2 separate regions of the Homo sapiens genome follow, and region 1 is linked to region 2. A link is a loop called in an ENCODE intact Hi-C map of the cell type or tissue named here. Cell type or tissue: GM12878. All regions are shown on one strand. Each heading gives the region's core, and the rest is flanking DNA. Links, peaks and the distances in the headings are about the cores only.

What was found. Peaks named below come from ENCODE experiments on the same cell type or tissue, not always from the same donor. Only the 100,000 strongest peaks of a DNase experiment are listed, where the experiment ranks them.
Region 1: a loop joins it to region 2, with 2.3 times the contacts of the local background. A loop is called at or near these places in 21 of 110 quality-filtered maps.

The regions. Positions count from the first base shown.
Region 1 is chr3:172,260,497-172,277,289 of GRCh38, reverse strand. All of the region lies in intron 6 of FNDC3B (fibronectin type III domain containing 3B), which reads right to left. Among named protein-coding and RNA genes, the nearest start is that of GHSR, 180 kb to the left of the region's middle. In GM12878, for the core only: no CTCF peak of the experiment used is centred there; a DNase peak (open chromatin) is centred at 6,269.
Region 2 is chr3:172,021,248-172,036,580 of GRCh38, reverse strand. No RefSeq gene overlaps it. Among named protein-coding and RNA genes, the nearest start is that of FNDC3B, 11 kb to the left of the region's middle. RefSeq lists an enhancer at 247-306. In GM12878, for the core only: a CTCF peak has its summit at 1,291 (motif pointing left); a DNase peak (open chromatin) is centred at 330; H3K27ac peaks cover 738 bases.

The sequences.
Region 1 (16,793 bases), core at 4,869-7,368, 240 kb before region 2:
GTTGCTTAAGCCACCCAATTATAGCTCAGGCTGCTATAATTATAGCAAAACACCTAGATTGCTATAGAAAAACACCTAGATTGGTCAACTTATTAACATTTTGCTACATTTGCATGCTCACATTTGATCTCTACTTATATATACACACACACACGTTTTTTCACAACCATTTGAAAGAAAGTTATTGATCTCATGACATTTCACCCCCAAAACTTCAGCATTTCTTTCCTGAGAACAAGGAGCTTCTCCTACATAAACAAAAACACATTACTACAATCAGATTTAACATTAATCGAATAAATTTGAGATTAAAATCCATGTTAAATTTTGTCAATTGTTCCAATAACATCTTTAATTTTTTTTCTCCTAATTCAGGATCCAATCGAGGACCAAGTATGCATTAGTTGTCAGGTTTTTACTAGTCTCTCTTAATCTAGAACAGAAATCCCTTATACTTTTTATAAAGTTGACATTTTTGGAGCAGTCAGGCCAGTTTTCTTATAGAATATATCACTATCTGTAGTGTGATGCTATTTCCTCGTAATTAGATACAGGCTAAGAATTTTGGGGAAGAATTGTTTACAGATATACTTCCCATCGTATGACATGAGAACATGCACACTGCTGTTTGAACTATTAGGTGATGCTCAGTTTGGTCACTTGCTCAAGGTATTGTGTGTAAAACCTTTCTCCATTGTCAAAGCACATTATGCCCTTTTACCTGACAGTTATAGTAAATACTGATGATCTCTAGCATGTATCATTATATTACAGGTAGTTTCCAGATGGTGATTTTTCTAATTCTGTTATTCCTTCTATGTTTATTAGTTCTCCCTCCCACTTTTCAAAGTATCTTGAACCCAGATTCTTTTTATTTTAATTCAATGTGTTAAAATCTGCTACACTCCACCACCATCATTATTTTTTGGACACTAAATTTGCCCTAAATGTAGCCAGCAGGAGGCTCTTCAAGCTATCTTCTGGGCCTCTTTGTCCACTTCCTTGTGACTTCTGGTTTGGAACACCTGTTAAATATTCTAATTTAAGATTAGATGGCCAAACAGTAACAAGACACAAAGTGCCACTAGACTGCAAGTGAGAGATTTCAGTGGCATAAAGTAGAAATTATCCAAACATTTTGGATTTGTTAAAAGCTACTCTTACCCAAGGATCTTCTTACTTAAATGTGACTAGAAAAAGAAAACCATCTAAACATTTCTATCTTCTATATCTTCCAGAAAGCAGAAACAAAGCAAACTCATAACCCAAAAGCTATCTTAAAATGATCTTTTAAAATATATCCAACTTGAAATCTAGAAAGTCAAACATAAACTATAGTAAACTAAGCAGAAAAACATAGAACAGATTTGCCTCTTTTGGGATTGTATAATTTCTGCTCTCAATTTAATCTGGTGGTATTTCATTTCTTGCTCTCCCTAATCAACACTTCCCTTTAAAAAAAAAACCAGATAATCAAAAGTGACAGCACCATCTGCCCTAGTCCAGAAAAGAAAAATGCACTGTCTTCTAAATGCACTGAACTGAGAAATGAACTAAAATGAAAAGTTAAGATTGGGCCAGCAGGCAAGAAATGTCTATACGGAAAATGCTACTTGCAAGAGGTTGTTCTCCAGAATTGCAACCACTCTGAGGAATAGAAGCTCTCTGGTATTACAAGCTTTTCCATTTTATTCTCTAAAACATATTATGATAGAACAGACATCCACAAATCCAGGGTCAATGTAAAAGAAGTCCTGAATTGTTTTCAAGCCTACCTACTCTAGGCCAAAGCTATGCACTATTGCTATCTCATTCTAAGTCTTTAATAACATTTATATTATTTGGAACTTATTCGGTTTCTGTATAAAATAAAGGATTCTCTTAAGCCCTGCAGATGGATTTCTGTTGTCCAAATGAGCTGCCCTTGTTGTTCAAAACATGACATTCATCATAGGCCTTAATGTCTTCTGCATGTATATTTCCCCCCCTCAGAATGAAACTAGTGTTCTATTTAAAGATGCAGTTTAAAAAGTCCAAGAGCTGAAATACTAGATTTACACCCCAAATTGGCTCTGTAATGGCACCACTTAGTAGCCATATTTCACTCTACAGACGATAAACCACATTCATCTGATCTCCAACTCCTAACAGCTGAGGTGTATAAACCCTAGACAACAGTGAGCTTATTGAGCCCAAGAGGCAGTTGTGAGCAAAAGCGGCCATTTAGGTCATGGACTAATCTGGGTGAGAAATAAAAACACACAAGAGGAAAATATAATAGATAAGACAACAGAAAAGAAAAAAAATGGATGACCAAAAAAATCTGGATTGGCCCCCCAGTGCCTCAGAATTTGACTATATTTGGAGATAGGGCCTTTAAAGAGGTAATTAAGTTAAAAAGAGCTCATCAGGGTGGGCCCTAATTTAATATGACAGGTGTCCTTAGAAGAGGAGGAAATTCGGATGCAGACACACACAGGGAAGATGATGTGAAGACAGAGGGAGAAAATGGCCATCTACAAGTCAAAGACAGAGGCCTAGAATAGATCCTTCCCTCATGGCCCTGAAGGACCAACCCTGCCAACACTGCAGTCTGACTTCTAGCATCTAGAGCTGTGAGAAGATAAAATTGTGTTGTGTAAGCTACCTAGTTTGTGCTACTTTGTTATGTCAGTCATCACATACCAATACACATACCAAACATATGCAAATACATATTAGATATTATTATACCCATTTACTAGATATAGATTCAGCAAATCAGAGATTTTATGAATCTGGTCAAGATCGCACAGGAAAATCTAAAAGAACCCAGTATCAAATCCTCAGGTCTTCTTGTCTTCTGATTTTCGGTCCAAGTCTACTTCTTCTTGGGGGCCATCCAAAACCTCTTCTCCTGCCATCTCCTGTGTCCAAAGGTAACAAGGGTAAGGCGGGGAGATCAACTCTACTTAAGATAAACAAATCTATCCGCTGGAAGAGACTGCTAGACTACTTGGTTCAGGATAAAATAATTACATTAGAAGTTTAAACATGTTTATACTACTGCTTCTGTAAGAGGCCATATCCAATTACAGAAGGTCAGTTTGGAAATCCAAAGAGAAGCTACTGAAAGCCATTTCAAAAGCTGGTCAAGAAAGACCATATCCTATAATAATTCTCCAGATTACTTCATGCCAAAGCATCGGTAATATGTCCTCTTCTCCCGCACGTATAGAAATGGAACACTCAGGATGTTCTGAGGCTAGAACACTGAGGATCATGCAGTAATTGCTTCCAAAAGACATGTTACAGTATTTTTTGCTGCTGACTGTGGCTTTAGAGAAGAAGCACACACCGGTTCCAAAAGAACAGAGACTATCTCAGACCATAAACTACCGCTGTTTGTTGTGCGGCACCACCTGAAATATCCCTGTGTTGTTTTCTTCCCAACCAGCTAGTACAGAATGTATCCGGGCTGCTCAACTTATTTACGGCTCCAGATGTTTTTCTGTATTTGAAGAAACTCCACCTTAGCAGCCATTTCTCTAAAGTCTTTCAGTAAGGATAAAGAGGTGCTAAACTGTAGAGTGGACACTAATTCCATTGTTAAATAAAGTAACAACCACTAACATAAAGTGTAAGTTAATGTCTTTGTATCTGTAGACAAAAGTTCCTAATTTGACCTTCCTAGCAGCCACTGGATGAAAGTCTCACAAACACCTTCCTTTGTGGAGAAAACACTAATCTACCCAGAAAATGTGGTCTAGGCTTATGTTTCTGAGGGGGCAAACAGTTGCTCTGTGCATGTATAAGGCCCCTATATTATGATCAGATAGAATGAACAGAGAAGTAGTCATGGGTGCGGGGAATATACAGGGAGCAGGGAGCCTGTGATTAGGTAACAGAGCCAATGAAGAAGGTGGCTTTAGGGGACTTTTTTTCTATGACACAGGAATTTCTAGTAGAAATGAACACAGAAAAAGCTGAAGAAACTGATGGAATCAAGCATTTCTTTAAGAAGCAAGTAGTTATATTGTCTAGTTGCAATTACTGTGAACCAGTCTTCATTGTTCAAATTTAAAATATATTTCTACATTTTGAACGAAAGGTAAAACCATTTCCTACTTATTGTGCTGTTAATAAGTCCATTATTAAATAGTTGGTTTCTGAAATGAAATTCTGAGTATGAAATTGTACAACTAGAATTTTAAATGATGCCATCTAAATGAGGAACCTATTAAGGCTCATCATCTCCAACAATTAAACGATCGTACTTGCCCAGAGTTACAGTCCAGGAAGATAAAGTGAAATAAACTAGAGAAAAAGCAAAGAAGTTTTGTGCAGATTTGAGTTTACAGCTACCTCAGATTGTGAAATTATAAGCATTCCATCTGCTCACCAGCTGTGGTTCCTAATCCTCTTTAATAACTTCAGCTTGCACAAGTCCATGAGAATCAAGACATCTTCCAAATTTCATTTTACACTAGTTGCCAGGATTGATTTTTAGACACTGGCTTCCAATGAAAGCAGCCTAAAGTTGATTTCCCTAGCAGGTGTTAATTTTCAGAGCAGTGAAAGGAAATGAGAAAAGAGACTAAGAGTGGAAAGAAAGAAATTAAGGAAGTTCTAAGATCATCATATTCGGTTTTTAGGGTTCTATGCTCTTCAGCAAAACCCAAAGGCTCAAATACAGAATAGTCTCCTGAAATGTGAATCTAAAAATTCCCTAAAACATGTAAAAAGCAACATATTAAGTAAGATCATTTCCAGGTGGGTCTGAAATAAGGTTTATTTCCTGTAGCAGCCAGTCCTTCTCCCCACTACAGCCCATCAGCTCTCAGATATCTCTGGTCACTGACCAGAGATGTGGTCTCAGAGCTGTGACTGTTCCCCACTGCCACAAAGGTTACTTTTCCTTAAGGTATTTAATCTTAGGGCAGTTTCTGGCTTGGTTTCATAACGGGAGGTCCTTATAGCCTAACCCAGGAACAGAAAAGGTGTTCTACACAGACAATACCCAAATTTTATTAAAGTTGCAAGCAGGACTCATGGTTCTGTGTTTTACTACTTTTAAACTCCAAAATACCTTTCCAGTCCCCACTCTCTTATAGCTATTATACAGAGTATGAGAAAAAATGATTTATTTCTGACTTTTGAGATTGGTGACAATCTTGTTTTCAGGCAAACACAGGTTTATAATCTCTCCATATTTTTAGTTTAGACTGCTGGAATATTAAGAAAAAGCAAAAATTACCCATCTCTGCTTAAGCCCAACGGTGATCTAGACCCTAGTAACAGTATCAGCAAGGGCTACGATGTGTTTCCTATTCACACATGTTCTACCAGAACAAGACCATATCTTAGGCTACATAATCCAGGTTTTCTCTTCTAGAATGCCATTATTAGGAGGCCTTCTGAACCAAGATGGCAGTGTCTATCCTTGTTCCAAATTGTCAGTGTACTACCCGGTACAGAATGCTTGCATGCGTGGATGGTGTCTCCAGCAATAATTCTCAAAGCAGAGCCTGTTGCTCTGCCTTGCACTGAACGTTTGGAAAAAGATGGCTCTCCACGTCTGCACGGCTTTCTGATGCAGACTTGACGTTTACCTAAGAACTCTCTCATAGGAGCATGGAGACCAGTTAAGGCAGCCCCAGCTGGCAGAGCCAAGTGGGAATGAGTAGGTCAACAGGCCCTAGCATTGGCAAAAGCGGTCAAAAAGTCAGGTTCCACAACATTTCCCAACAATTAGAAAAGAATGTTTTCATCTTCTTTTTCATCAGAATAAGAGCGCATAAACCATTCTGAACAACAACAACAAAAAATGTGCTGAGTAATATTAAAGTTATGATACCATTTTTTCAAGATGTTTTTTATAAAAGTCCTAAGAAATCGGAACTACTGAAGAGAGCTGGTATCTAAAAAAATTCCCAAACTATGTAGGAAATCAATAGTTTAAAACAAAAGGTTGAAACAGTTTCTATATTAAAACCTTGTTTTAATACTCCAAAATAGGTCTGTTGCTATGCAGTCAAGAGTATCTGAGTGAAATTTTAATTTCTATGAATTACATGAAATGTAATGAAAATTGGATAGGTGAAAACACAAAGTCCAGGTTCTACCTAAGGGTAAAAGCTAATGATAGTGGAAATAATACTAGACTGCCAAAATAACTCTACAAACACCTAAAGAGGCTCGTTCTTACTAAACAAAAATGGAGAGAGCAACGATGACAGTTTCTTGCATTCATCTGGCTGGAAGGAAATACAAGACCACATTTATAGGAAAGGCCTTCATTTGTGGGGCTGAAATAGGCTTACCATAGAATTCTTACCTGGCATTTCAGTTCCTCAAAAAAGGGTTTCATACTGACTGTGCTACATGCTGTGCAAGACTGGCATTCAAGCACACATAATGAACTATCTGGTAACTCTTTCCAACTGCAATGGAATTCTGTATTTTAACCCAAGTCTTATAAAATGAAATTTTTTAGATGAAAAGCAAATTTAGCAATTCGTATTATCTATAAAAGATGTCTGGAAGTCCCCTTGAGTGAGCTCTGCATGTTATCTTCTGCCAACTCCAATCTGTTTCCAATATAGTCAAGGGTGAACTCTTGCAGGAGAATATAGAAAATGTACACAAACAAACACAATAGAGTCAGCTAGTGGTGGGTGTCATGAAGAATATGTAGAGAAGCGTGATGTGATGAAGTAGTCCAAGAAGGTCTCTCTGACCCTGAAGCATTTGGGCTATGCCAGGAAGGATTGGGAGGATTCTACTATACAAAGTATAAAAGAACTTTCCAAGAGAGAGAATAGAGAGGGCAAAGGCACTAGGGCAGAATGGGCCCCACATGTTAGAGAATTGGAGAAAGTATGCTGTGTGGCAAGGGCACAGAGAACTGGAGCAGGGCTGGAAGAAGGCGCATCAGGCAGCAGCCATAGTAGAGTTTGCACTGTATGCTAAGTTCGAAAGGAAAACATGGGGGTTTTAATAAAAACTTCACCCAGCTGCTGTGCAGAGAACGAATTTTAAGGGAACAACAGCTAAAGCAGTGAGACCAGCAAAGAGAGTAACACTCTATTTTACCCATTTAAGCTCTATGTAAGTGCACATGTGCACACGCAAGCACAATATTACAAAACAAGCACTACAATAACATTGGAAATTTAGGAAAACAGTCAAATTTAATGAAATATGTTTTGGATATACAGAAATGTGTTACTTGTCTCACAATAATTGATGTCATTTTCTAGACCTAACTTTTTGTATACAGTATTAATATCTAGGAAGAGTTGCCACTCAAGTGACTAAGAATATGTATTTGATGAAATGTCCTATAAAAAAGCACAGATTTAGGCCGCGTGCGGTGGCTCACGCCTGTAATCCCAGCACTTTGGGAGGCTGAGGTGGGCGGATCACGAGGTCAGGAGATCGAGACCATCCTGGCTAACACTGTGAAACCCTGTCTCTACTAAAAATATCAAAAAAAATTAGCCAGGCATGGTGGCACGCACTTGTAGTCCCAGCTACTTGGGAGGCTGAGGCAGGATAACCGCTTGAACCCGAGAGGTGGAGGTTGCAGTGAGTCGAGACTGTGCCACTGCACTCCAGCCTGGGCGACAGAGTGAGACCCTCTCTCCAAAAAACAAAACAAAACAAAACAAAACAACAAACAAAAAAACCACACAGATTTGTAGTACAGTTGGCTCTACAATCTGAAGAATCCAGAATAGGCTGGGGGCAGTAGCTCATAGGTGTAATCCCAGTACATTGGGAGGCCAAGACAAGGGGATCACTTGAGGCCAGGAGTTCAAAACCAGCCTGGGCAACATAGCAAGACCATCTCTACCAAAAAAAAAAAAAAAATTTTTTTTAATTAGCCAGCCATGGTGGCACATGCCTGTGGTCCCAGCTATTCAGGAGGCTGAGGTAGGAGGATCACTTGAGATGCAGTGTTTGAGGCTGCAGTGAGCTATGATCATGCGACTGCATATCAGCCTGGATGACAGAGAGAGCCTAGGAAAGGAAAGAAAAAGGAAAAGGAAAGGAAAGAAAAAAAAATATGGAGATTTTAAAATAGGAAGAAAGTTGTGAATCACAATATGCACATTTCTTTGTAGTCTGAAGTTGTCCTTGTTTCTAATGCTGCTGACCAGGAACATACTATAGTGGAGACTGTAACGTTCTAGACAGCAAGTAATACCAAAAGCAGTAAGTCATATTCTCTCCACTTAAGATTTCAACATATTTCCACGAATGCTATGGCTCAAACAAACAAAAAAAAGCCAAATACTATTAAATGGAAAATGTATTTCAGACTCCAGAACTATTCTCAAATAGTAAAACAATTTAACAGACACACTTAAATAGTTTTTCCCAAAGTCCTTTATTTTTCTCATTTAAATTGATTCCAAAAGGAACTGGCAGGGCATGGTATATGCTGCAAGTGACTGATATTTGTATGGAAAAATCACATAAGTAGCTAAAACCAAAGGATCATGAGCATGGGTAGAACTAAATGGCTTGAATTAGACAGATCCAATTTTTTAAATGCATGGAAAGATTGGAGAAACTATTCCAGAGAGGTAACATAATGTGATCTCCCCTCAGCTTTGCCTCTCCTCTATTAAGGTCCTAGCAATACCACGAAAGTTGATTATACAACTGAACTACCTTAACTTGAGCCTGGCTACACGGAGAGCTGTGATCTACATGACTTGTATTTTTTATCCCTGATTTCTCTATTCCCATGTACAGAGTGTCATGGTATTTGTATCTGCCGTTCTCTGTCACATATTATCTTGGCTGATACCACATGATCCAGCTGAGTTCTCAGGTCTGGCCAAAACACTTTTTCCCCCACTTCTTGGTATTATTTCTTCTTGCCCTATTTATACAATCAGGGCTTTGTAGTTCAACTTCATTATTCTCATCAACTTTTGTTTTAGAACTCTTTGTAACTCTAATTACTGTCCAGGTAATTTTTGAAACCCACAGCAAATACAGAGTTTTAACTAATTTGTTCATTTAACTAATGATGCACTGATGTTTAAACTATATAATTAAGTATGCTTGACTTTGATGTATACATTATTTTCCGCCAAGTATGACAGGATTAAAAAATTCTGGAGGAGAGAAAAATCTCAAATGACTTAAAATAGTACTTCATATGTAGTTAAAATCTTCTATGTCTTTTCAATTTAGGCAAAACACCCACTGAAGGGTGAAAAAAGAAATCTAAGATACAAGTTTATTACAATGGGCAATAATTATTAAAAACACAAGGCAGATAACAGGGCTTTAGAATTTGTCACCCACTTGGCATATGACACCTCAGGGTCCACAGAAATCTTCTTCAAAATTAAATTAATTATTAGACTCTGCCTACATGACAGCCATCAGAGAAAAGACACCTCTAATCAATCTATTATAACATTAGCTATTTAGTGTAATATCCAATGAGTACCAGCTTTATGTAATTTCCCTGAGGGCTATTTAACATTTACGGGACATAAGATTCATTAAAGATTACTTTTAAACTTTGTAAATCTTATCTCATGCTCCCTGAAAACAATCTTACTTACTTTTTAAAGAAAATATATGTTCCAAATCAGATAGGTTCATTTCACTTCTTCTTGGGAAATGCCATGAGCTCCGGTCATCATTTAAAAGGAATTATACAGATTCTGATATTTAACTATTAAATATGCCCTGAAAATACACAGCCGCCATTTTACATGTGAATACACATGCACGTCCACAGCACAACTCACTTCTATTTCCAGCACAGTTGTTATAGCATTCAGCTTTATGAACTGCTTAAACTAGCTTAATTTACTGTGCATAGGCTGGGCATGGTGGCTCACACCTGTAATCCCAGCACTTTGGGAAACTGAGGCAGGAGGACCCTTTGAGCTCAGGAGTTCAAGACCAGCCTGGGCAACATGGTGAAACCCTGTCTCTACAAAAAATACAAAAATTAGCCAGGCATGGTGGCACATGCCCACAGTCCCAGCTACTTGGGAGGCTGAGGTGGGAGGATTGCTTGAGCCAGGGAGGTCGAGGCTGCAGTGAGCCAAGATCACACCACTGCACTCCAGTCTGGGTGACAGAGTGAGACCCTGTTCAAAAAAAAAAAAAAAGTGTGTGTGTAGATTTCCCTACGTAAACTGCTTCTCTAAAGAGAGGAGGTAGCTCTGCTAAATGATTCTTGGCCTGTGTTAGTAGAGACAGATACTTGCTGCTGCTATTGTACCTTTGGATGAAATTAACTGCAGCTCACTAAAAAGCATATAGCGGATAGTAGGTAGTAGATGTTGTGGAAGGTGAGGGTGTATCAATCAGACCTAGGATGCAGCCAAATGGGCTGGCTCAGCCAGGTTTCTAGAACACAGATGCTGGAAGGAGACTGTGGTGGTTGTGAATGTTACCCTGCAAGGAATAGTCTTTGGAGATATGATTAGGTTAAGGATTCTGAGATGGCAGATTATCCTGAGTTATCCAGATGGGACCTAAATGAGATCACATGTATTCTTATAAGGCAGAGACAGAGGAAGACTTAACACAAACAGAGGGGAAGAAAAGAGCAGAGAGATTTGAAGATGCTGGTCTTGAAGCTGGAGTGATGTGGCTACAAGCAAAAGAGTGCCAGCATCCACCTGAGGCTGGAAGAGGCGAGGAACAGATATTTTCCTAGAGCCTCCGGAGGGAGCTCGGGCCTACCAATACCTTGATTTCACCTGGGCAACAATGATGTTGGGCTTCTGAGCTCTACATTCTCTCCAGAACTGTGATAGAATAAATTTCTGTTGTTTTAAATCACTGGCTTTGCCAGGCACGGCGGTGTATGCCTATAGTCCCAACTACTCAGGAAACTGAGGTGGCAGAATGCTGTGAACCCAGGAGTTAGAGGCCAGTCTAGGCAATACGGCAAGACCCCATCTCTATGGGGGAAAAAAAAGAAGCACCAGCTTTGTGTGTGCTGATTTGTTAGTCACAGGAAACAAACACAGAGCCCATCAGAAGTATGCCTCCATTGTGTTAACCTTCTCTGTGGACAGTAGTCATTACAATATGAAAAGAAAAACAGTGAAGAAAATTGGGCCAAATCAAAGGAACTGAGCTCAAGTGGCAAGACTGTGCTAGAGTTTATTACAAATTTATTTTTAATCCATTCTCCTATTAATACAGAACTGAGGCTTGTTACTGAATTTTTAGGGTCTGATGACAGACTAGGTCACCACATGGTATTACCTCAAATTGAGCAGAGGGATAAAAAAGATTGAGAATACTGACATTTATCCCCACTCAAATGCAGTTACCTAGTCAAAAAATTCATCCCTATCTTTTTCTTTTAACTTATTGTTCTTCCCATCTTGTGCATTAAAATAATTCAGAAATGCTGAGGGAACATCTGCTCACAACAAGGCAGCAGGAAAACAGACAATATGCTTTCTAATAAGCCTGGTGGTAGAATGTTCTTTTGGTAGTAGGTACTATGTACAGTGTCCGTAAATCTAGGCCTGAAAACATTCCCTGAAGACTTATGAAATTGAATAAAACTGAAAAATTATACACAAGAGTTCCCACAAAACATTCAGTTCTCAAATGCTTCAAATTTTTCTCTTGAATAAAAGTAATTTTCCAGGAACAAAACTACTACCTAAATAAAGTATAATAACATAATTGTCACCTATAATTACCAATTGTCTGGGGATGGTTTATTTTCAATGTTGAAGTCTCAGTCACCAGCATTAATCAATAGGACTCTAGCCACCATTTCAAGTAAACATCTTGGGCACTCATTTTATTCCTTCATATCTTTATAAAATCCAGTATCTCCTGCCTTAAACAGATTATTGATCTACTGCTCCCCTGAAAATATCATTTTTAATATCTATTTGCAAAAAACATCCTAGCAGTGGACACATTACCTGAGTTCTTTGATGTTCACTGTTTTCTCTCCCTAAACATTTTACTGTATTTTGACACTGAAAGTAAAAACAAAACAAATTCTAGCATACCAACAGCTGAGACACAGAGTAGAGATATACTTTGTATAGATACCTATTAATTATCTTTCATATTGATGTGTGGAATATTAAGTTGAAGCATGTAAAATTTCAACTATTTTTGATCTATAGAAATAGTAGTTTCCCACCTACAGAAATAGTAATCTACCCAATATTACAAATGAACCCTAGAGATAATTTCTGAGAATCATTTTAAGTTTCAGGTTTTCCACACACACCAAATGTTTATCAGAGCTATTGACAAGCCGCACTTGGATATATTCTCCCTTATCCTCTTATCGAGGTTGTTTACCTCCTACTGAGATCATTAAAGATAAAAATGGACAAAAGGAAGGAAATGGAAATAAGATGACAAGGACAATCTAGCAACTGGACCATGCACCCTTATTAAAGAAGGGCAGTTAGCTTATCTGAAATGCTTCCTTTTCCTTGGATGCACTCAATGAGCTTGTAACATAGTCTTAAAATAAGAGCAATTATTGAAACTTTCTTCTTCAAAAGTAAATAGGTTGACAGCTATGACAACAATCTAGTATTAAAAACATCCTTCTCATGTATCGTTATCATTTTCTATTTCCTTACCCAGTTCAAAATGCAAAATAAAATAAAAAATACCTCAGCAGTACATGAATGAATGAAAGTGTTGAATTTTAAAAGTCCATTTATAGTATTACTGATGATAAATATGGCAAGTCTTGGAAGCCAGATATACAGAACAGGAGAGAGGGGTAGAGAATTCATAGAATCTAAAAATGCAAGAAACAAACATATAAAATAGAAGAAAAAGAGATGAATGAGAATCCTAATTTCTGGGTACAAACATCCCACAGATTATTCAGTTCAGAAAACCAAGTTCTGAAATCTTAACTATAAAGGCTAAGATTTAGATGATTACTGTATCTCTCATTCCAACTATGGGTAGCAGGGCCATAGAACCTGCTGTCCTTGACATTATTTAAAAGAAATGATGCAGGGCTGGGCGTGGTGACTCACGCCTGTAATCTCAGCCCTTTGGTAGGCCGAGGCGGGAGAATCACTTGAGCCCAAGGAGTTCGAGACCACCTGGGCAACAAAGTGAGACCCTGTATCTACAAAAAATAAAATAAATAAAAAGAATTAGCCAGGTGGGGTGGCACATGTCTGTAGTTCCAGCTGCTCAGAAGTCTGAGACAGGAGGATTGTTTGAGCCAAGGAGGTTGAGGCTGCAGTGAGCTGTGATAGCGCCACTGCACTCCAGCCTGGGTAACAGAGCAAGACCCTGTCTCTCCCCCAACCCATAAAAGAAAAGAAAATGAAGAAATGACACAGAAAACAGGCATGGAAGCACTGCAGAGTCAGGCAGATCAGGAAATCCTACTGATTCTATGATGCATGTATGTTTACTACCTAAAAGATCATCTTTCTTCAGAGGAATGCTAATGCAATAGCAACTTACCTAACTTACTCTAAACAGTCCTCATGCGTAATGTTGTAGATGATGTTGAGACCACTATACCCAGAGATTAAACTCTATAGGGAATAGTACTTCCCAGACATGAAATTCTTCAATGAAATGAAGATATAGTTTTCAAATTGAAAACTGTCTACAAGTACATTGGAGCCATCTTCCCATGGATGATAGTGTAAGTAGTAAATAATACGAATGCTGTCAGTGTGTCAAAAAAAAAAAAAAAAAAAAAAAAACACTTGATAGCTGAATAATTAAGGCACCCATAACCATTTTTCACTTAAGTAACACATCATTTTTAACAAAGCTTTCAAGAGATGCTGGTATATTACAGAGTTCCTTGGAGCAACATTCCAACAAAAGATAAATCTTCCTGAAAGACTAAATATGAATTTTTTAAAAATGTGCTTGGCAAGACACTTAAATAGTTTTGAGGAACTCAGTGAACCTAAAATATGGCAGTTTCTCCATCCCTCCTGGTTTGAAAGATCGTACTGTTCCATACAATAATTTGTGTCTTTTCAAATAAAAAGGAAAAAAGGTCAATGGAAGTTCACCATGTGAATTAAGAGAAGCAGTAATAAATGCATTTATGAAAAAAAATTTTTAACTGTTGTAGACCTAGTTCTTCCCACTCACTTCCTCATGTTGCTTTCATGAGGTAATTCTAATAAGTCTAGAAAGCAAGAGTTGATTATTTCACAGAAATGCCATATATATATATATATATTTATATATATTGCTTTTTATTACATACCAAGGGGATATGAGAGTGAATTTGGTTTTAAGAGGACTTGAAATAAGCATGACATCTTCATTTAAAACAAGCTGCTTTTGACAAAGGCATACTAACCCAGCAATAAAGGAAAAGTGCTGCCCTCTCTCCCAACTTTCTAGTGCTTTTTTTTTTTTTTTTTTTTTTTTTTTTGAGTCGGTCTCACTCTGTCATCTAGGCGAAAGGGCAGTGGCATGATCAACACTCACTGCAGTTTTGACCTCCTGGCTTCAAACAATGCTCCCATCTCAGCTTCCCAAGTAGCTGGGATTACAGGCATGCCCACCACATCCAGCTAATTTTTTTTGTCAGAGATGGGGTCTTGCTATGCTGTCCAGGCTGGTCTTGAACTCCTGGGCTCAAGCAATCCTCTCGCCTTGGCCTCACAAAGTGATCCTCCCATGCCTGGCATCTTGTGCTTAATTTTTAACTTAAAACAAAAAATAAAAAAAAAAATTCTCAATTTCCAGTTTTTAAGCACATCAAAACTCTAAAATATCATTTTAACAACTTCAAGTCATATTCAAAAAAACCTAATACCTCCGTATAGTGTACTGCTACTCCTTGCAAAGTTCTACTTAAGACTTCACTTTTATTTTGTTTATCACATTAATGCATGCTGGCAGTGGATGCTCTAATCCAGCACAAGAGGTAGACAAAAGCATCAGGAAACTCCAAATAGGAAAAGAGTAGGAGATGTATTCACATGGAGATTTGTTCCAAGTGGATCTGCCAGCAGAAGGGCACATGGACCACAACAGGGCAAAAAGGCTTTCCCCGTCTCCACCCAACCCCTCTGGGAAATGTTAACCTAGTAGGAGGAATAGAATATACAATAATGGAACCATGAAACCTCTCTTATTTTCTGCCCATTTTTTTCCCAAATTATCTTTATTCCACAGTCTATCCAATCATCCCTGCCCACTGTGTGCTCCTTTCATTCCACTTGTTTTCCTGTTCTTACCACTTCCTTTTATTTCAATGTGCCATTCCTCTGAAGCCCTTCTCATTTCTTTCCAGTCTCGTTATTTTCCAGTCTTCCTGAACCATCACAATTCTCTTTTATGCTTGGAGCAAATCATCCCCACCATGACCTGGTCTTTTCTGGCCTTTTCTGAGAATAACACCTACATGGAAAGTCCCCTTCTTCTGATGCAGCTGGAAAGAAGCAGTTACAATCTGGAATGGGGAAGGGAATGGCAAGGGGAAGAGTTTTTTAAAAAGCAAATTCAGAGAAAAATGAGGAAATGTTATAGTCAACTATGGGGAGCATTTCACTTATTACTTTGTAAATTGCATGCACTGAGCTATTATGTGGGTACAACAGTAATGGCAAAACCCACAATTATTTGTGCACCAGCCTAATAGAATCACTGTTGTTTCCCAGGGACCTTTCCCACATCACACTTGTGTTATCTACTCAATTCCTAGAATTTCAAAGTCTCACTACAGCACCAAAAACTGAAATACGGTAATAGCGTCTGCTACACTGTGTGTCTGGTTGAGCAAATTAAATTTAAAATAAAAGCCACAGCTGACCATGGCAGAAAGCATGAAGAATAATGAACATATTTGTAGTATAGACTATAATTATCACATTACAATACTGATCATACAAAACCAGAAGTTCAACACCCTGCCTCTTGACACTGCAGTTTATGTAAAGATCCTAGAGCTCCATTCCACAGAAGGAGAAGCAATGACAAAATCGATGTTGACATAGCAGCAGGAAATTTGCCAAAATTCCATCACAAATGCTGAGACTCTTTCAGATAAGGTATTAACAGAAATGGTTTCCACCTCGACATACCTGGTAGTCAGCCTCCATGATGCCTCGCCACCCCCATGATCTACTTAAACCTAGTGCTGACCCCTTCCGCAATGTAGCAGGGCAGGTCTATGCAGCCCACAGAATGCGGAAGACATGGTGTACAAGTTGCCAGGTGTAAGGAAAGGTTGTGAAAGACTTGGAAATTTAGTGGGTTACCCAGTTAGTTTATCCATCTAGCTTAACTAATTGCCCTAATGCAAGGAATGTGGGTGGGAGAAAAATAAATATAGAGAAGTTGTTGTTTGCCCATCGCCTCCAGCTAATGTCCCCTGAAATCTCCCCCTTTTAGCAAAGTAACTTAGAGTGGTTAATTTGCTGAGTGGGTTCAAACAGAATCAAGCAGGCCTGTCAGACCCCATTCTGTGGGCTCACACAGAGAATTCAACCAGAGAGGTGACAGGGAAAAAGCACGGAGAGAGGACTGCATTTTATTCTTGCCCAGAATTCAGCAGGTTGTTTGTGGGTTGGCAATAGTCCGAGAACCTTTTTTGGGGAGTGGATGCCCCTCTGAACTCTCCCCTATCTCAAGTCCTTGGCATTCACTATTACTTAACACTGACCCAGCCTGCAGGACGCCTTGCCCAACAGCATTCTGATGGGCATGCTCACAAGCTGAGGTTATAATAAAATGGCCCACAGAAAGCAGTTCTCACAAGGAAAAAATCTCATGGTCTTTCTTCACCAATACCACTACATTTTTAAAGCACTTAGTGTCTGAAA
Region 2 (15,333 bases), core at 1-2,500:
TAACATCCAAATGAAGATGCCTAGAAGTTAAGGCCTATAACAAAATATAGAGACTCTTAAACCCTTCTACCACCTATGCAATGTAGGCTGAGTCCAAATTTTAAAAAGATTCTTAGTCATACTTCTTCATCTCAAATAATTTATATCAAAAAATGCAACAGTAGTACACAGGAAAGAATGAAAGTATTGAAGCTAGCATTGAAAAGGTCTCAAACAATTCAACTTTTCTGAACACTTCTGTAGTCTAAAATGTTTAAATTTGAAACTCTCTCTCAAAGATCACTATGACTAGTAACACGTAATATCTACAAGACCCAGCTGCATTCTCAGTTTCAATGTCCTTCTTCTCCCTATAGCTCGAGTTGCTAGGTTCCCAAGGCAGGCTCAGTTCTGCCCCTACTCTTAAAAACTGCTCTTGACCACCAGGCATGGTGGCTCATGCCTGTAATCTCAGCACTTTGGGAGGCTGAGGCAGGCGGATCACCTGAGGTCAGGAGTTCGAGATTAGCCTGGCCAGCATGGTGAAACACAATCTCTACTTAAAAAAAAAAAAAAATACAAAAATTAGCCTGGTATGATGGCAGACACCTGTAATCCCAGCTATTTGGGAGGCTGAGGCAGGAGAATCATTTGAGCCCAGGAGGCAGAGGTTGCAGTGAGCTGAGATGGCACCATTGCACTCCAGCCTGGGCAACAAGAGCAAACTTCCATCTCAAAAATAATAATAATAATAATAATACTCTTGACCCTAAATAGAAGGCATTAACTCTTTGCATCTACTACTTATTCTAATGTCCTGAGCCATATCTGACACCAGCTTCAATATGAACACTGACCAAAAGCCAATTCATCTTGTTTTAAAAGCAACACTGCCACTTCAGTGAAGCACATTTCTCCAACAACTTCACCAGTCACATCTGTGGTTTTGCCGCCTTTTCTATTGTTCAAGGCAAGATAAGCAAATTTTAGCTCAATGTTTTATTTAAAGAAAAACACATTTTAAACAAAGAGATCTGTCCCACAGTTACCAGAACTATTCAGGTAGAAGCTGAATGATTGACAGGGCTCTTAAAAATCACAGGTTGATAGACTCCCACTGTCCCTCCCAAAGCAGAAATCTTGGCTCCCATGTCAATTACAACTAAGGACCCAGCCTCAGTCTGAACAGCACCAGGGAAAGGAAAACCTATTCCTGTGGAGACAGCTTATTATCAACAACTGTAGTTCTAACCCAGGTCTTCTGAAACTGCCTCCTTACAACTTTCTCCCACTGGTTTTATTTCTGCCCTCTGGAGGCAGACAAAATAACAACACTCACCTTCCACATGACCTCCCTTCCAATGAACTGAACATGCCTGGCATTTGCTCCCTAGAGATTCTCTTTTCCTGAATAAACGTCCCTGACATGCCGAACTCGTCAAAGATCTCTCTTCATCCTTCTTTCCTACCACCTCTGAGGGCCTACCTGTTCAGCATCTCTGAAAGTTTGTGATATGGTTTGGATCTGTGTCCCCACCCAAATCTCATGTTGAAATGTAATCCCCAGTGCTGGAGGTGGGTCCTGGTAGGAGGTGATTGGCTCATGGGGGCGGAGTTCTCATGAATGGTTTAGCACCGTCCCCCCTTGGTACTGCATAGTGAGTGAATTCTCAGGAGATCTGGTTGCACCTTCCCCCTCTCTCTAGGTCCTGCTTCAGCCGTGTAGGACGCCTGCTCCTGCTTTACCTTCTGCCATGATTAAAAGCTCCCCGAGGCTTCCCCAGAAGCAGATGCCACTAGGCTTTCTGTACAGCCTGAGGAACTGTGAGCCAATTAAACCTCTTTTCTTTATAAATTACCCAGTCTCAGGCATTTCTTTATAGCAGTACGAGAACTGACTGATACAGTTGGGTATCCAGATTTCACTCATAATATTTCAGGCATGAAAAGACTACAGCTACAAAGAGTGTTATCTTTTCCTGCTTCAGTTTGGACAAAACGCTTCTACTATTACGGTTTAATATTTTGTTAAATTTCTTAGCAGCCTCCTCATTCTGTTAGCTCATGCTTCTTCTTCCATGAGAAGCTGGGCATAAATTAGATATGCAATTGATTTAATCTTAACTGACATTAATTAGTTAACTGGTTGAATATATAATTTTATTAAATTTTATTTGTAAGTTTCATTTTTACATCCCAGCCAACGAGTACTTTTTGGACATTGAGTCTATTATCAAGCAACCTTCCACAGTTTTGTGATATTGATGAGTATGAAGCATGCTTTCCATGTTGCCATTTAAGTCATTAACAAAAACATAAAACAAGACAAGGACAAAGACATATCACCAGTAATTTTTCTCTTGTGGCAAAGTTATTTAAAAAGCTATGAATCTGGGTGCGGTGGCTCATGCCTGTAATCCCAGCACTTTGGGAGGCCAAGGTGCGTGGATCACCTGAGGCCAGGAGTTCGAGACCAGCCTGGCCAACATGGTGAAACTCCATCTCTACTAAAAAATACAAAAATTAGCCGGGCATGGTGGCGGGCGCCTGTAATCCCAGCTACTGGGGCGGCTGAGGCAGGAGAATCACTTGAACCCAGGAGGCAGAGGTTGTAGTGAGCCAAGATGGCACCACTGCACTCCAGCCTGGGCGACAGAGCGAGACTGCATCTCAAAAAAAAAAAAAAAAAAAAAAAAAAATCTGTCTATCACACTGAATTACCTTAAGCCGTACCACCGCAGGGCAGGATTGGATCTTACTTTCCTCACAGTCATTGTCACCACTCTTGCCCACTGCTATAGTTTGGATGTTTGTCCCCCAAACCTCACATTGAAATTTGATCACCAATGTTGGAGATGGGTCCTAATGGGAGGTGTTTGTGTCATGGAGACAGATCCCTCATGAATGGCTTGGTGTCCTCCTCGAATAATGAGCAAGTTCTTACTCTATTAGTTCCTATAGGAGCTGGTTGTTAAGAAGAGCCTGGCACTTCCCCCGTCTCTCTCTTGCTTCCTCTCTTGCCATGTGATCTCTGTACCTCTGCACACACCAACTCCTCTTAGCCTTTGGTCATGAGTAGAAGCAGCCTGAGCCCCTTGCCAGATGCATATGGTAGTGCAACATTTTTTGTATAGCCTGAAGAACTATGAGCCAAATAAACCTCTCTTCTTAATAAATTATCCAGCCTCAAGTATTCCTTTATAGTGACACAAATGGACCAAGACACACACCCTCTTACCTGATTTATTCCTGCTATGGTTCGAAGGTCTCCCCCAAGCTTCATGTGTTGGAAACTTAATCCCAAGTGCAACAGTGTTGAGAGGTGGAACTTTTAAGAGGTGATTAGGTCATGAGGTCTTTGCTCTCATGAATAGATCAGTATCATCTATTTTATCTATCTATCTATCTATCTATCTATCTATCTATCTGAGTGGGTTCATTATCACAAACCCACTCATTAGATAGTTCAGTGAGTTCAGCCCTCTCTTGCTATTTCAAGGGCTCTCTCACTCTTCTGCCTTCTGCCAGGGATGGTGCAGCAAGAAGGCCCTCACCAGGTGTGGCCCCTCAGTCTTGGACTTCCCAGCCTCCAAAACTGTGAGTCAAATAAATTCCTGTTTATTATAAATTACCCAGTCTGTGGTATTCTGTTGTAGCAGCACAAAACAAACCAGGACAATTTTTTTGGGTCACTTTCTTTTCCTAAAAGGTCAAGACCTCTGAATGAGCCTGTAATCCCAGAACTTTGGGAGGCTGAGGTGGGTGGATCACCTGAGATCAGGAGTTGGAGACCAGTCTGGCCAACATGGCGAAACCTTGTCTCTACCAAAAATACAAAAATTAGCCAGGCGTGGTGGCACGCACCTGTAGTCCCAGCTACTCAGGAGGCTGAAGTGGGAGAATCGCTTGAACCCAGGAGGCAGAGGTTTCAGTGAGCCAAGATCACGCCACTGCACTCCAGCCTGGATGAGAGAGTGAGACTCCCTCTCAAAAAAATAAAAAATAAAAATAAAAAAATGAATGATATGTAGGTGTCTTCACAGCAGGCATGCTAAATACTATCATCCTCAAACAACTTCAGAATATGCCCTAGATAAAAATATGTGTGTAGATAGTCATACATACATGTGTCTGTCTTAGTCAATTTGGGCTTCTGTAACGGAATACCATAGACTGGGCAGTTTAAATGATAGAAATTTATTTCTAACCATCTGGAGCCTGTGAAGTCCAAGATCAAAGCACCAGCAGATCTCTTGCAAGATGAGAGCCTGACTCCTGGTTTGCAGATGGCCATCTTCTGATTGTATCCTCACAAGACATAGAGCAGAGACAGAGAAAGAAGGCTTTCTCATGTGTTTTTTACTGAGGCCACTAATCCCATGCATGAGGGCTCCACCCTCATGATCTAATTACTTCCCAAAGGCCCCACCTTCTAATATGATCACTGCTTCCACTCATGCTGGGAGAGAAAAGGGAGGTTAGGATTTCAACATACGAATTTTAACAAAACAAACATTCCGTCCATAGCAGTGTTTCTTTCACAGAAAAATGAAGCCAAAAAAGTTTTTAGCTCGGGCAGTATGGCTCAGATACAAGCCATTTTGGTCAAGGAAAGATTCTGAGATTTGACCAGAAAGTAATAAGTTGAAAACAGAGTAAACTTAACTGCAGAGACAACTGGGCCTATTCTGGTTTGTAAAGGGTAGGATGTTATATTTTAAATAGTTTCTCACCATTTGTATAGTTGCCACAATATTAGTTCTAGTTCTTGAAAGCATACCCTTTGGAATTTCACATATAATCTGTGTGTCTCAGACCTCATTAGCCGGGGGTAAAATTTTGATCACATTAACATGAAAAATATCCTTTCTTTGACTCTGGCAGCTACCATCTTTTTAGGACTTCCCATTCTCTTTGTACTCTCTCCAGTTCTTTCTATAAGTTTCCTGTGTGTTTATGACCAAGTTTTTTTTGACCTGCAGAAGCCTAAGAAGCTGTGTAAAGTAATCTACTAATCCAGCCATGGGGACTCTATAGCACCGCCCCACAAGGCCAGCACCACACTCAGACAGACTTACTTCTCCCTGTCTCTGTGATAAACTCCGTTATACTGTAACACATTAGAAAACCCTTGGCTCGGCCAGGCATGGTGGCTCATGCCTGTAATCCTAGCACTTTGGGAGGCCGAGGCAGGTGGATCACGAGGTCAAGAGATCGAGACCATCCTGGCCAACATGGTGAAATCTTGTCTCTACTAAAAATAGAAAAATTAGCTGGGTGTGGTAGCACGCACCTGTAGTCCCAGCTACTTGGGAGGCTGAGGCAGGAGAATGGTGTGAACCTGGGAGGCAGAGCTTGCAGTGAGCCGAGATTGTGTCACTGCACTCCAGCCTGGCAACAAAGCGAGACTGTCTCAGAAAGAAAGAGAGAGAGAGCGAGGAAAGAAGGAAAGAAAAGAAAGAAAGAAAGAAAGAAAGAAAGAAAGAAAGAAAGAAAGAAAGAAAGAAAGAAAGAAAGAAAGAAAAGAAAAGAAAAGAAAAGAAAAGAAAAGAAAAGAAAACAAAAGGAAAGAAAAGAAAAGAAAAGAGAAAACCGTGGGCTCCCAATATCTCATGGTCTTTAAATAGTTGTACAAATATTTATTGAGCACCTACCCTATGCCAGACACTAATTTGTGGATATACAGTTGATCCTTGAACAATTAGGGGATCAAGAGTGCCAATCCCTGCAAAGTCAAAAATCTGAGTATAAGTTTTGACTCCCCCAAAGTGAGCTACTACTACCCTACTGTTGACTGGAAACCTTGTGAATAACATAAATGGTTGATTAACACATATTTTGTATGTTACATGTATTATATACTGTATTCTTACAATAAGGAAGCTAGAGAAAAGGACATGTTATTAAGAAAATCATAAAGAAGGAAAAATACATCTACAGTATTATTCTGTGTTTATCCATCCCATAAGTTGATGTCATCTGTTCACAGGATGAAATGGCAGGCAACCATACCTGCAGACCTCAATCTATGGTACATACTGAGCAATACAACTTTTTCTTGTAATATCATGATTTTTCTCTGCTTCTTGGGAGCACTTCCAGCATTGCTAGTGGCACTTTGCATGGGTTCCACAGTGTTATTCAAGGTTTAGAGTATTAGAGCAAACACGATGAAAAGCACGTGAGAACCACAAGAGATCACTTTTTGCTGCAATTTGCAATTTACTGGAGAGATGAACTGTCCACATGGAGATTATTAGCATCACATGACATTTTAAGTGGATACTTCCTACACTTGAGCTCACCATTATAGCAATAGGAGGAGGCTATGAAATTATTACAGTTTAATACAGTATGTACTGTAGTTCATTTACTGCAGTTGTGGTTTAATACTGTACCTTTATGTTTGTTTGCATTTCTCTCAACTGTGAATTGCACCACATATGATCTGTGTGTTTTGTGCATGTTTTGATAAATTTTAACTTTTTGTCTTAGTCCATTCTGTGTTGCTATAAAGCACCACCTGAGACTGGGTGCTTTATAAAGAAAAAAGGTCTATTTGGTTCACAATTCTGCTGCCTAACAGGCATCTGCTGAGGGCCTCAGGTTGCTTCCACTCATGCTGGCAGACAAAGGGGAGCTGACCTGTGCAGAGATCACATGGTGAAAGAGGAAGCAAGAGAAGGAAGGAGGGAAGGGGGAGGACTGAGGCTCTTTTTAATTATTTATCTTTTTGGAGATAGGGACTCACTCGGTCACCCAGGCTGGAGTGCAGTGGCACAATCATGGCTCACTGCAGCCTCTACCTCCTACGCTCAAGCAATCCTCCCACCTCAGCTTCCCTAGTAGCTTGGGACTACAGGCATGCAACCCATGCTGGCTATTTTTTCTATTTTTTGGTAGAGATGGGGTTTTGCTATGTTACTCAGGCTGGTCTTAAGCCCCTGGCCTCAAGTGATCCTCTTGCCTCAGCCTCCCAAACTGCTAGGATTACAGGTATGAGTCACCATACCCAGCCTTAGGATCTTTTTAACAACTAGGTCTAGGACAGGCACAGTGGCTCACACTTGTAATCCCAGCACTTTGGGAGGCCAAGGCAGGTGAATCACTGGAGTTCAGGAGTTCGAGAGCAGCCTGGCCAACATGATGAAACTCTGTCTCTACTAAAAATATAAAAATTAGCCAGGTGTGGTGGCGGGTGCCTGTAATCCCAGCTACTCGAGAGGCTGAGGCAGGAGAATTGCTTGAGCCCAGGAGGCGGCGGTTGCAGTAAGCTGAGATCTCTGTACTCCAGCCTGGGTGACAGAGCAAGACTCCATCTCAAAACAAAACAAAACAACAACAACAAAACCCAGGTCTCATGGGAACTAACAGAGTGAAAACTCACTCACTATAGCCCTATACCCAGGGAAGGCATTAATCTATTCATGAGTTATCTGCCCCAAGACCCAAATATCTCCTATCAGATCCCATCTCCAACATTGGTAATTAAATTTCAACGTGAAGTTTGGAGGGGTCAAACATCTAAGCTATAGCACTTCTTAAAATGAATTTGTATTTTATTGTATCAAATGATAAAACAGACCATATATATTTTATGCATGTGTGACATACTTAACTTTTGCTTAATTTTTTGATATTCCTAGGCTTCCACAGCTTATGCATATTTTCCAGATTGTCGCAAATTTCCAAAAACTTTTCCAATATATTTATTGAAAAAAATGCACAGAAGTCCATCTGTGCAGTGCAAAACTGCCGTGTTTTCAGCGGTCAGCTGTATACGTATTAGGCCCTAGAAGCTGCAAATACTTATAATAATGGTTAAATCTTCATAAAAATCATTTAAAATTGCAATGGTCATTATGTGGAACATTCCAGATGAACAACATTGAATCATCTAAGGATATTTTAAATTGTTTTATTGCCTCCTTTAAAAGGCTCTTTAAAAAAGACCAAACAAAGAGCTTAAATGGCTAATTGATATGAATTAAATATACCAACTTTTTCACTTAGTTACTATCCCATCCCAAAGACAAAAATACAGCTAAATAAAATGTTTATAAAAGTTAGACTCCCAGGTCAAGCAGGCCTAGAAAATGCTTTATTTGCCCTATATGTCAGTGAACTCTGCCCTAAAGTCAATAATCTCATTTAAAAATTAGTTGAAAAAACTGCCTATTAAACTAAATCAGGCTCCAAAATATAGCTTTCTGAAATTTAGCCAGCTATTTTGAAACTTTGTTTGTTTGTTTGTTTTTTGAGACGGAGTCTCACTCTGTCACCCAGGCTGGTGTGCAGTGGCACAATCTTGGCCCACTGCAACCTCCGCCTCGTGGGTTCAAGTGATTCTCCCGCCTCAGCCTCCTGAGTAGCTGGGATTACAGGCATGTGCCACCACGCCCAGCTAATTTTTGTATTTTTAGTAGAGACGGGTTTCACTGTATTGGCCAGGCTGGTCTTGATCTCCTGACCTCAGGTTATCCACCTGCCTCAGACTCCCAAAGTGTTGGGATTATAGGCATGAGCCGCAGTGCCCAGCCTGAAACTTTTTGTAAAATTTACATGTATACAGGAAATCTCTGTATGTAAGAGTGTCTCCCTCTTTGTATGTAAGTCACTAGAAATTTTAAGGTGCTTTTCCTGGCCATCTTTTCTTACCTGGAACTTTACCTCTGCCTTCCTTGTTTCTGCAAATAATAATGTTTAGATCTAAGCTCTGTGTCTTTGAGATGTAAATTTTCTACCTTGTTTCATCTAGGAGTCATAACTTTGGAAGTGCCAATTTAGGGTTGCCTAGCTAACAACTAGTGACAGGATCGAAGACCTGAAAGGGACGAGAAAAACTACGTGAAAACTGGCAAATGAAGAATTTTGCGTGTAATCAATTTGGCAAAAAGCTAGATCTCCTTTTGTCTGTTCTGTAAGTCTGTATGTCTGTGTGTCTATATGTGTTACGTGTGTGTGATAGTTCTCTATCAAAATGTATGAAAGAGTTCTAATTAAAGAAAAAATCAGCACTTAAGTATTTTATCAAGAAAATAGAAACTAACTTAAATGCCTTTTAGTTCATGTAATTTGGACAAATATTTGGTAAATAAGACTAGTCAAATATTGGTTTAACAAACAAAAACTGTATATTCTCATCAGCACAACGCTCATGTCTCTAACTTTAGGATCCTTGCTTTGGTGATGATTACCCAACATTCCCATGTTTTTAAAATGGTCAACAGGAGGCTACGTGTGGTGGCTTGAACCTGTAATCCCAGCACTTTGGGAGGCAGAGGCGGGCAAGTCACTTGAGGTCAGGAGTTTGAGACCAGCCTGGCCAACATGGTGAAATCCCATCTCCACTCAAAATACAAAAATTAGCCAGGCATGGTAGCCGGCGCCTGTAATCCCAGCTACTCAGGAGGCTGAAGCAGGAGGATTGCTGGAACCTAGGAAGCAGAGGCTGCAGTGAGCCAAGATCATGCCATTGTACTCCAGCCTGGGCAACAGAGGAAAACTCCGTCTAAAAAAAAAAAAAAAAAAAAAAAAAAGGTAACAGGGAAACAATGTGAGATCATGGCTAACTAGTTTTGTTCAATGTTGCATAATTTTCATGAACAGTTCAAGCATAATTGTTAAAATAAATAAATTAGATGTAAATGAGGTAAAAATTTATACTTTTTCAAGAATAATTGTTTTATAAAATATGTCTACTTAAAATGGTTTTAAGAGCTTTTTTTTTTTTGAAACAGGGTCTTACTTTGTCAACCAAGCTGGAGTGCAGTGGCACGATCTCAGCCCACTGCAGTCTCAACTTCCTAGTTTCAAGAGATCCTCCTGCCTCAACCCACCAAGTAGCTGGGACTACAGGTGTGCACCACCTTGCCTAGGTAATATTTTTTGTAGAGACGAGGTTTCACCATGTTGTCCACCCTGGTCTCGAACTCCTGAGCTCAAGCTATCCACCCACCTTGGCCTCCCAAGTAGCTGGGACTACAGGCATAAGCTGCTTCATTTAGCTTAGTTTCAGCTTCTTAAATTTTATAGAAAGACAAAACATACTTAGGTCTGTCAGTAAATATGTCCTGTTCCACACTAAAAAATTATACATAGAAGAAGCACATATTTCTAGAAACTATGAAATGGAATTAGTCTTCAGTATTCTAGGTCACAATGGCTAAGAATTAAAATTCTAATTTATATATATAATTAAAAGTACTAGAAATAAGAGAAACAATTCTAGGCCGGGCGCGTTGGTTCACGCCTGTAATCCTAGCACTTTGGGAGGCCGAGGCGGGAGGATCACGAGGTCAGGAGATTGAGACCATCCTGGCTAACACAGTGAAACCCCGTCTCTACTAAAAAATACAAAAAAATTAGCCGGGCGTGGTGGCGGGCGCCTGTAGTCCCAGCTACTGGGGACACTGAGGCAGGAGAATGGCGTGAACCCGGGAGGCAGGCAGAGCTTGCAGTGAGCCGAGATGGCGCCACTGCACTCCAGCCTGGGCGACAGAGCGAGAGTCCGTCTCAAAAAAAAAAAAAAGAAAAGAAACAATTCTATATGTAAAGTAAAGTAAGGTACATTTTGGTGAGAAAAATTGTTATAAAGACAGGAGACAGGAGGACATATTTTTGTTACAAAGTGATTCAAAATTATTTAAAAGTTGTTTCAAAATATGGATTTAAGAATGAAATAGGCTGGGCGCAGTGGCTCACACTTGTAATCCCAGCAATTTGGGAGACCGAGGTGGGTGCATCACCTGAGGTCACGAGTTTGAGAACAGCCTGGCCAACATGGCAAAACACCGTCTCTACTAAAAATACAAAAAATTAGCCGGGTGTGGTGGTGAGCACCTGTAATCCCAGCTACTAGGGAGGCTGAGGCAGGAGAATCACTTGAACCCGGGAGGCAGAGGTTGTAGTGAGGCAACATCGTGCCACTGCACTCCAGCCTGGGTGACAGAGAGAGACTCTCTGTCTAAAAAAAAAAAAAAAAAAAAAAAAAAAATGAAATAAAAACAAGGCAGGCAAGAATCAGTAGGTAGGAGAAAGAGATGTGAGGAAGGTTATTATAAGTATGAGGATATATTTTTTGGTAAAAGCATATAGTTAAAAAGAGAAATATTTTTTTCTTTTTTTGGTATAAGAGAGAATTTGTGTGGTCAAAAGGATAAGGGGAAAAGGAAAGTAAATTTTTGTCATAAGGTAGAATGATTGGCTGTTCCAATATGAGAAGGAAGTAAGTATAGGACAAAACTGAAGGTGTAAGCAAGTGATACATTTGTGGGAGATTAATCTTATCTCCTTTCTATTCCTTATGAAAGAAATTTTGTGTGTAATCAATTTGGCTAAAAGTAGAAGAAAATTGTTTTTAGGTTTTTCTAAAAATTAAGCCTTAATATGAAAAGTACACTGATGTGAAATAAAATGCTCCCGTCTTAAAACAACAAAGTTTTCCTAGAGTATTTACTCCTCTTAATAAGAAATAATAATAAAAGCTTTTTCTTTACCTTCTAAGTAATTGACCTATGAAACAAAAGATTTTGTGTTTTATCAAAGTAATTTCTTATGCCTCGTGATTTCTTTATTAGGTCTTTCATTACTTAAGAAAACTAAGCCTTGGGCCGGGCATGGTGGCTCATGCCTGTAATCCCAGTGCTTTGGGAGGACAAGGTGGGAGGATCACTTGAGGTCAGGAGTTCAAGACCAGCTTGGCCAACATAGCAAGACCCCATCTCTATTAAAAAATTAGCCAGACATGGTAGCGTATGCCTCAGCCTCCCAAATAGCTGGTACTACAGGCATGAGCCACTTCACTCAGCTGTGTTTTGGCTTCTTAAATTTTATAGAAGGACAAAATGCTACTGAGGAGGCTGAAGTGGGAGGATTGCTTGAGCCCAGAAGTTCAAAGGTGCAGTGAGCTATGATTGCATGACTGCACCCCAGCCTGGGCAACAGAGTGAGACCTTGTCTCTGAAACAACAACAATAACAACAACAGACAGTCTTGAAAGAATTAAGGTTTTTTACAGAAGGTTTTGTATGTAATCTTCTGCATTTGCCTTTGAAGCCTTTTAATTATCACTGTGGTCAAATGAATGACTGTTATTTTACAGTCACCTGTGATCCTATTTTGATCAAGTGTTTTAAACCTTTTGATATGTTTGATAAATTTCCCCAAATCAAATTCTAAAATTGTCCTTTTTTTTTTACCTCAAACTAACTTTGGGACATTTCAGAAGAGCCCCTGAAAGTAGGAAAGAGACATATTAAGCCAATTCTGTTTATGTGATATGTTAAATTATGCAGAGAGCATTGTCAAAGTAAGAAATTACGTGTACTCTTCTTTGAGTTGTATTTGCATGGTTGTGTTGTTGATATGTGCACAAAACTGAATAAAAATCTAAGAAATCTAGTATGTTATCTATTATAATTCTGGTTATTATATTAACATATTGTATGCCACAGAAATAACCAAATTTCTTGGTCAGTTGTCAATTGCATCATCATCAGATGATGGACATCATCAATTGACATCTCATCTCTGATGAGAGTTAAAAACTCTCATCAGGTTTTTAACCATGGACATTTCAAGTCTTGTTGCTTTATTCTGATGCCTTTGTGAAAACTTTTTATAAGCAACAATATTACACAGTGTTGTGTTTTCAAGGAGGTTCATGGAAAGGACGAAAATAACCCTGATAAATACAAGTTTCTGATAATTTGAAGATCATACCATGGGACGATCTCTAACACTCATATTTCTAACACTCAAATGAAGAAACTGATGAATTTATGAAACGGCTAACCAAGACCAAGCAGAACAAGAATTAATTACATGAAACTGAATGAACTGATGAAGAAGAATTATGGGTTTTTATGGCTTTGTAAATTTGAAACATTGTTGGTTCTTTTAAAGTTTTGTTTTTCAGATTTAAGAAAATTTTTTTTAAGTTATCTGTAGTTTACAGAAATTTGGTAAAGTACACTTTTGCAAATAATAATGGAAACATTTGCTTTTTCTCTCTGCATGATCTTTCCAGAATTTGGACAATATTTGTGAGTATTCTGACTTTTATGACAATAAGATTATTTGAATCAATTCAATAATAACTTGTCCTCTTCATAACGGGATACAGTCAGAAGCATTGGTTATATTACCAACACTTTCACTGGAATGTCATATTTGAGAATGTGCATAAAATGCCTGGCTTCAAGGGTTCCCACCCTTACAGTGAGTGTGTAAAAATTGCCACTTTCTGGCAGGTCAAGGAATCTTCAGATATTAGATACTGCAGGCAAAGTCTGATGTCTACCTTGGTTTGGCTTCCTAGTGCACAGCAATTTTTTTAAAGTCTAATCTGAGATTCCTTGGCAAAATTTACAGCAAAGCAAATTTAAAAAGAGCCTATATGGTTATTCTTGCTGCAGTTATATAAAATAATCAGGGCAAGTTTAATGAGACTAAACCTATTTTGCAAATACATTAGTCTTACTTTGATTGTAACTGGAGCTTATATGACAGGAGCTCCAACTTCAGACCAACCATAGAGTTCTGATGAAAAAGTTTGTCCCAAGACCTTTTCCTTAAGAAGTCTATCCTTTTATACAAGCACTGGCATTTGTAAATGCCAAAGCAATCAATTCAGAGGTAGAAGTCAATTTGTTTGCCCTTTCTATTACACCTAACAGTATGACTGGTTTTTGCTGTTTTTTACTAGAATTTCTGAGTTAACAGGTTATTCTGACCTCCAGTAGACAGAGCTTTGGGGGGAAGTTGAGAAAAACAGATAAAGTGTAGTATCAACATGACAATGAATTGCAGACTGAACAACAGTTAGACCAAGGGAATATCATGAAGTCGACACGTATTAGCTAAGGCTCCCCTCCTTCCACACACACTTCCCAGGTATTCATCAATCCCCACTACACAACAGTGAGGCATCTCTTTTAGCCCTCACCTAAGTTTACCTCCTCTATAGGCCACTTCTTCTGGATTCCTTAGATAACAAACTCTCATTAATTCACACATTCAATCATTTCACTCACTCATCATTTCTTTAAAACTCACTATGTGTCAGTGTCAGATGTGTTATAAAATCAAATAAGACACAACTCTTACCCTCTGGAGAAGATAGCAAGGTAAATTAATGGTAACATGAGGTAGGACATGTGTTACACCAGAGGCTAACAGAGTGCCCTCTGAGCAAAAAATTGATATGGCTGGGCATGTCCTAAAGATCAGCTTTTCCAATGAATACCTGTAATATATGTCTTTAAAGCTTTGACCCAAGGGAAAAAACTAATGGTTGGTAATGTAAGTGCTGTGACAGCATAGTAGAGCATATTTCAAGAGCATAAAGGGTCTTTGTGTGCCCCCACGTTATTCCATCTACATAGCTTTTGATTCTTCCCCCTATAACACTAATTGTAATAAGTACATTTCATTTTTTCTCCTCTTAGTACTCAAATTCACAAAGAGGTAAGTGACGTGTGCAGTGGCCATGAAAAGTAAGCCTCTCAGATCTTAGGAGTTGATTGACAACCCCAGCGGCCACACCTGTGGATCCACCATCACATTCTTTGAGGCCACATTTTCTCCAGGCTGCTCCCAGTGAATGACTGAGCCTGGCAGGGGTACTAGTGCAGGCTCATTCCTGTAGCGTATGAGATCCCCCTAGTTAGTTGGGTTTAAGGACCCACTGGAATCACTGTGAGATTGACCTGAGCTAAAATTTATTGATCTTCCAACCCCCATAAGACTCTACTCTGCGTGGAGGGCCATAGGGTTATTTTGGGTCTCCTGGAATAAGTGTCAGTTCAGAGCCAGTGCCAAGTAGTCCCCCTAAAAGCTGGTTATTTCATTTTCCCCAATGCACAGTTACCCTGAGGAAAGGCTGTAGGTCCCTTCAGGGAAGGCTGGAAAAAAGATTAACAGTAGTTATTTTCCATAGTATACCAGGGTTCTTCCTCTAGGGCACCTGGCCTCCCCTTTTGGGGAGTTTACAGACCTGATTCTGTGTCTGTAAACTGGCTCAAGTCTGGGAATTGATTGAGAAGCCATGAGTCTGTTTTTATGATTCATTTTATACTTTTGTTCATTGGGTCCAGAATTTATTTGCATATACAGATTAACTAAGAATTTAGTAGTTTTTCTACCCCTTTCACTTCTAAGAACACCATGATGCCATAGGTCTGCACTGGCAGACTGTTCTGATTGCTGTTTGAATCTGCTGCCAATTATGCTAACTATGCCTGCCTTACCTTTGGCAGTCGAATGCCACCACTTGGCTCCTGACACCTCAGGATCCAAATACTCTCACCACATTTAAGTTTTCCAATTGAATGGCTGCAGTTCCCATTGTAA